2 separate regions of the Mus musculus genome follow, and region 2 is linked to region 1. Evidence: chromatin loops called from intact Hi-C (ENCODE). Cell type or tissue: heart. All regions are shown on one strand. Each heading gives the region's core, and the rest is flanking DNA. Links, peaks and the distances in the headings are about the cores only. Region 1 overlaps Notch2 (notch 2). Region 2 overlaps Gm5544 (predicted gene 5544).

Region 1 (2,909 bases), core at 284-2,783:
TGTAAACCCTCAGAGGCCAGCCAGAAGAGGGCATCAGACTCCCTGGAACTGAGTTACACACAGCTGTGAAGTGGGTGCTGGGATCAAACCCTGGTCTCTCAGAGAGCGCAGTGAGTGCTCTGAATGCCTGAGCAGCCTCTCTAGCCCTACTTTTCTATTTCTTGGCCCAAGAAATTGGCTAAGACAAGGCACCTACAGAGTTTGGCTAGTTGGATAGGTTTTCATGTTGCCAGAGCTTCGAGAAAGGCCATTTCTGTTCTGATAAGTGTTATTTGGATAACTCAGGGTCACCTTAAATTTCATAAGAGGACACAGATTGCTGTAGGTACCATTTACATCAGGCTCAGGCAGCTCAGTGAAGGGCTGTTAGGGTGCCAGTCATTTATGACCTAAGGGTCCTAACCCAGCATCTTTCCCCCCACAGGGCAGTTCTGCACAGAAGATGTGGACGAGTGTCTGTTGCAGCCCAACGCTTGTCAGAATGGAGGCACCTGCACCAACCGAAACGGAGGCTATGGCTGCGTGTGTGTGAACGGCTGGAGCGGAGATGACTGCAGCGAGAATATCGATGACTGTGCCTATGCTTCCTGCACGCCAGGGTCCACCTGCATTGACCGCGTGGCCTCCTTCTCCTGCCTGTGTCCGGAGGGAAAGGCGGGTAAGACCAACAGCACAGCTGAGCTAGAGGTGGCGGAGGCCGGAGTGTGCACACTCTGGCCTTCTCTTCCCTGTGGCACCTCTGAGGACCATTCTGGAATGCAGTCTGGTAGTAAAGGGCAGTCATCTTCCCTAGACATTCTGTTCCAGTAGAATTCCCCAAGACTCTGGCCGGAGAAATCCAGACTAGATGGCCAATCCGTGGACTCAGGGAGACAGTTTAAATGAAATACCCATTTATTCAGAAGAGTGTGCCTCTAGGAGTCTCTTAGGAAGAACTCTTTAGAGGGCACAGGTCACCTTGTTTTCTGGACAGCATCTAGTTTTAGGAGTGGCGGAGCACTGCAGGCAAACCCACTAGAAGAAGATAGCTCAGTCAAGAAACCTGTACCTGGCAGTCTTGAGACATCCTTGTGTTTCTGCCTTTCCCAAAGCCACACCTCTAGCTTTGTGGAAGAAGTCTTGGCCAATTGCAGACTGGAAAATCCGGTTCCCACCAGAACTCTGCAGAGCAGGGAGCCTGATGCCTCCCTGCTTGGCTTCCTCATGCCTGGGCACTTGGCAGGTCCCCACCCCCCTCCCCCTGGCACCTGATCCAGGAATGTGCTGATGTGATTCCTTGGGTGCTGGAGAACAGACAGGTGGTGCTCAGCTCTGAGGCTCGTGAGATGCCAGCGAGCCGTGCTCACTAGGGAGTGTGACACTGGAGAAGGAAGATGCTGGGTCAAACTCTGGAAGCACGGAGTATTTGACACATACTTACATGAACACTTACCAGAAATCCAGATTTAACTGGACACCTGCAATTTTTGTTTGCTAATGCTGGTACTCTCCACAGGATAGCTCCATTTTCCCGTGTTCCTCCACAAATACATGCCCGGCCCTGAGAGCTCTGGCCCAGAGTGCTCACCTATGCCCAGGTTGTCAGCGGCAGCTGAGGGCTGTGGCATGTCCCTAGTGTAGAATCAGGTGAAGGCAATGTTGCCTCTGGGTCTTAATTGGTTTGTTTGGTTCTGCTTTTGACAAGAAAAAGCATTTCTCTAAGAGAGATTTTGTGTGTGTGTGTGTGTTTTCTCTCGCTCTACCCTGAGACAGGTCTCCTGTGCCATCTGGATGATGCCTGTATCAGCAACCCTTGTCACAAGGGGGCGCTGTGTGACACCAACCCCCTGAACGGGCAGTACATTTGCACCTGCCCACAGGGCTACAAGGGCGCTGACTGCACAGAAGACGTGGATGAGTGTGCTATGGGTGAGTGTCTGGCATCTCTTCTAGACTTGGAGGTGTGTCGTGTCGGCTCAGAAAGTGCTGCAGCGGGAGTGTTCTGTACGTTAGCGACTGCTACACCCAAACCTGAATTTCTGTTTCCTGTTCTACACACGTAATTTACAATCAACCTTTACTGTACATGCATTCTGGGAATTCAGTGCAACGGCAAGTCTAGACTTGATTATTAATAGACGCTCCTGAGCTGGGATGATGGCTCAGCTGTTAATTATGTACTACGTTTGTAGAGGATCCAAGTTCAATTCCTAGCACCCACATCAGGCAGCTCACAATTCCGTGCAACTCCAGCTCCAGGGAATATGACCTCATTTTCTGGTTTCAGACATATATACATGCACATAGCTAAAAATAAATAAATAAAATGAATATAAAGTCCTACCTCAGTAAGAGTTTAAAAAAACAGCACACATTTGGAGACCACTCTTGTCATTTCTTCTTATAAGTTAACAAATAAACCTGAAAACAGAGTGATCTTGTTTAAAGTGGGGCCTTGGGTTGTAGATTCCTGACTGCCCTGTGTTATCTGTCTTTGTGGGAACTCTGGCAAGCGCTCGGTCCTGGTAACTGGTTCTTATGTGTTACAGCCAACAGTAACCCTTGTGAGCATGCAGGAAAGTGTGTGAATACAGATGGCGCCTTCCACTGTGAGTGTCTGAAGGGCTACGCAGGGCCTCGCTGTGAGATGGACATCAACGAGTGTCATTCAGACCCCTGCCAGAACGACGCCACCTGCCTGGATAAGATCGGAGGCTTCACCTGTCTGTGCATGCCAGGTAAGGAGGGCTGGTCAGCTGCTGACAGGACTCACTGACTCCATGCACTGAGCCAGCGCGGGGTTCCCCAGCTGACTAAGAGAGCTGAGCCCGGGACCCCTGCAAGCCCCATGATTGCAGAGAAAGTAGGAGACAACTGGGGTGGTCAGAGCAGAGCAGACCAAGTCAGACAGGAGCTCCACCTCAGGCTCC
Region 2 (2,909 bases), core at 259-2,758, 160 kb before region 1:
GTGGGACTTATTTTAAGGGTTACTTGTTGGCTCCCCTTGGGGACTGTGTTCTGGAAGAAAAGTGTTTGTGTTCACTGTCCACGGCTATAGCATCGGTATCTCAGCTGTGCCTGGCAAAATGCGCTTTCTGATGTGTGTTAAATGACTGTAACTACACTATTAAAAATCTGGAAAATGACGCCTTGGTTTTGAAAGTTGGAAGGTATTGACTGTTAAGTGTGATGTGCATAGGAGCTATAGTGTAGAAGAAAATTGGATTCTGGTCCTGATGCTGCATTGTTCTAGTTGGGCACAGCTGGGCAACTGTACCTCTCAACTCCATCACCTACGAAGTAGTCATAACAAGGTCTCCCTCACAGAACTGTTGTAAAGATGAGGTGAGGAATATATGCAACTGCCTGGCACACAGTAGGCACAGTGTGAGCCTCAGGCTTCTCTTCTGAACATCCATCGGGGAAAACTGCAGAACTGGAGATAAGTGAGGGCCCCAAATACAGGGGTTGTGCATTTTGTGGTTTACCGTTTAGTCCTCAAGTCCTCCCTAAGCACAGTTTACAGTGGAGATCAGACAAAGGCGACCTGAGTGCTGGTTCACCTTTGACACAAGCTCTCCGACAGTAAGTCCTCACCTCTCTGGCCTCTTTCCATGTTATTAAAATTAAGAGGTTGTGTTGAGTGACTTTCAGTCCATTAAGACTCAAGATGCAATAATTCAAAAGGGCAAGGCAACCCACCTTAGTCTAGCAATCTACACCCTACCATAGTCTAGCCTTCCCTAGACATGCAGACCAGATGTTTCTAATCTTAGACATAAAAGACTCCATTCTTTGGTATCTGAGGTCCAAAAGAAACTAGAGAATTTTTTAAAAGCATACAGCAAAGGAACTTTCTTTTTTTCCCTCATTTCTACATAGCTGCACAGATGGTGTTCAACTTAAGTCAGAAAAGAAAAGCATATATTACACACACACCTTTGGGTTGGGATTTACCATGTGAATCTATATCCCTGAAGGAAAGTGTTTTGTGTTAAGCCAAGAAGTGGATGCCAGCAATTCTCAACTACAGCCCAGCGCCAGCCCAGGCACCCGCAGGACGCGGCCGGGAGCCAGAGCCCGGTGGAGAGTGGCCGGGAGGGCTATGGCTAACGTCTCCCTTCCCGTGGAAAGTTGCCTGGCCTTCCACAGTGCCTCACCAAGGCAGAGGGGTAAGATGGTCTGCTCTACAGGCGCATGGCTGCAGTCAGCAGGTTAGCAGCCCTGTCTGTGTTTCTCTGGGTGGGGGAGGGGTGTCAGCTGCCCAGGACTCCCTCCAGCAACTGACCACAAAGCTTTTCAAATGCCCCGTTGGCAAGGCCCCTGACTTTACTCAGCTGAAAACTGAGGACCTCATCTGGGAAGGGTCAGTTTAAAAAAATGACAGCATTGCCCAAAGTAAACAAAGGGAACAACCACAACAAAATCCTTCTCAGCAGCGTTTCTTTACAATTCCCAGCCCAGCCCACGGGGGCTCGGGCTCAAGTCCCCACCCACTGCCTCTGATGCCCCCATGAGGCCATGTCTGAGTAAGCTTAGCTGACCTGAGGAGCGCAGCTTGTGAGCACGCCCTCCCTGCCCTCTCCCCTGAGTGCAGAGCTGCTGAAATTGGAGTTTAAGGCTGCAGGCACGGAGACTGGCTCGTTCATCAAGATCACTGAACACAGCATAAGAGATAAGTCACCGCTGCTTACTGAGGTGGATCCGGAGGAAGTCGGGGGCCTGAACTGGTCTTTTTCTTCCGGATCCACTCAGCACTGAGGTCACCTCACACTGTTCCAAAGAACTATGAAATAAGGGACTTAATTTTGAGGTTCTCTGTCCTTTTTCTTTTTTGTCGAGACAGAGTCTCTCCTGGAACTCACTATGTAGACCAGTCTGGCCTCGAACTCACAGACATCTGCCTGCCTCTGCCTCCCAAATGTTGGGATTAAAGGAGTGCACTCCCATGCCTGACACTTTATCCTTTTTGAAAGTTTTCTTTCTTTTATTATTTCTTTTATGTGTGTTTTGCCTGCATATATGTCTGTGTACCACATGTGAGCATTATATCCAGGGAGGCCGGGAGAGAGTTTATAATCCCCCAAGACTGGAAGCAGAGATGATTTGGGTGCTGGGAATTGAACCACAGTCCTCTGCGAGAGCAGACAGTGCTCTTAACTTCGGAGCCATGTCTCAGTTCCCATCTGTCCTCTTCTTGATTCTAAGCGAATCTTCCTCTGTTGATCTTGAAGCCTGCCTAGAAAACAATTTTTGAATTTAGACTTGAGCAAGAGGCCTAAGGCTTCCACTTTGTGTGCCTTGTTCACACGATGCATTCAGGTTACTCAAAGCTTCTTTCGAGCATTCTGAGGTCTGCTGCTGAGTGAAGGAGAAATGGGCTTCAGAGTCCAGAAGACCCTGGGATTCTGTCACTACACTAGCTGTGTAGATTAATACACACAAAGTATCTACTCTAAGACTTAGCTTCCTGCAAAATGAATGGGACCATAGTATCTGTTTTAGTTAAAGTTACAACGGCTGTGATGGAACACTGACCAAAGCAACCTGGGGAGGAAAGGCTTTATTCATCTCACTCATCCTCATCGCTGTTTATCATTGAAGGAAGTCAGGACAGGGACTCAAACAGGGTAGAACCCTGGAGGCAGGAGCTGATGCAGAGGCCTTCGAGGGGTGCTGGTTACTGGCTTGTTCCTCTTGGCTTGCTAAGCCTGCTTTCTTATAGAACCCAGGATCATTTGCCTAGGGATGGCCCCCCTCAGGATGGGCTGGGCCCTCCCCCATAGATCACTAATTAAGAAAATGCCTTACAGACTCACGGGAGACATTCTTTTTCAATTGAGTTTCCTCCTTTCTGAAGACTCTAGCTGTGTCATA

Evidence for each region. Peaks named below come from ENCODE experiments on the same cell type or tissue, not always from the same donor. Only the 100,000 strongest peaks of a DNase experiment are listed, where the experiment ranks them.
Region 2: it touches region 1 in a loop (1.9-fold over the local background); 2 of 42 quality-filtered maps call a loop at or near these places.

Annotation. Positions count from the first base shown.
Region 1 is chr3:98,097,672-98,100,580 of GRCm38, forward strand. It overlaps Notch2 (notch 2), which reads left to right. Exons shown (of 34, transcript NM_010928.2): 6 at 425-658; 7 at 1,753-1,908; 8 at 2,529-2,717. Among named protein-coding and RNA genes, the nearest start is that of Adam30, 62 kb to the right of the region's middle. In heart, for the core only: a CTCF peak has its summit at 1,805 (motif pointing right); no DNase peak of the experiment used is centred there.
Region 2 is chr3:97,941,143-97,944,051 of GRCm38, forward strand. The region is part of intron 1 of Gm5544 (predicted gene 5544); the gene reads left to right. Among named protein-coding and RNA genes, the nearest start is that of Gm5544, 12 kb to the left of the region's middle. RefSeq lists an enhancer at 769-1,745. In heart, for the core only: a CTCF peak has its summit at 1,545 (motif pointing left); DNase peaks (open chromatin) are centred at 1,229 and 1,619; H3K4me3 peaks cover 848 bases; H3K27ac peaks cover 1,089 bases; H3K27me3 peaks cover 279 bases.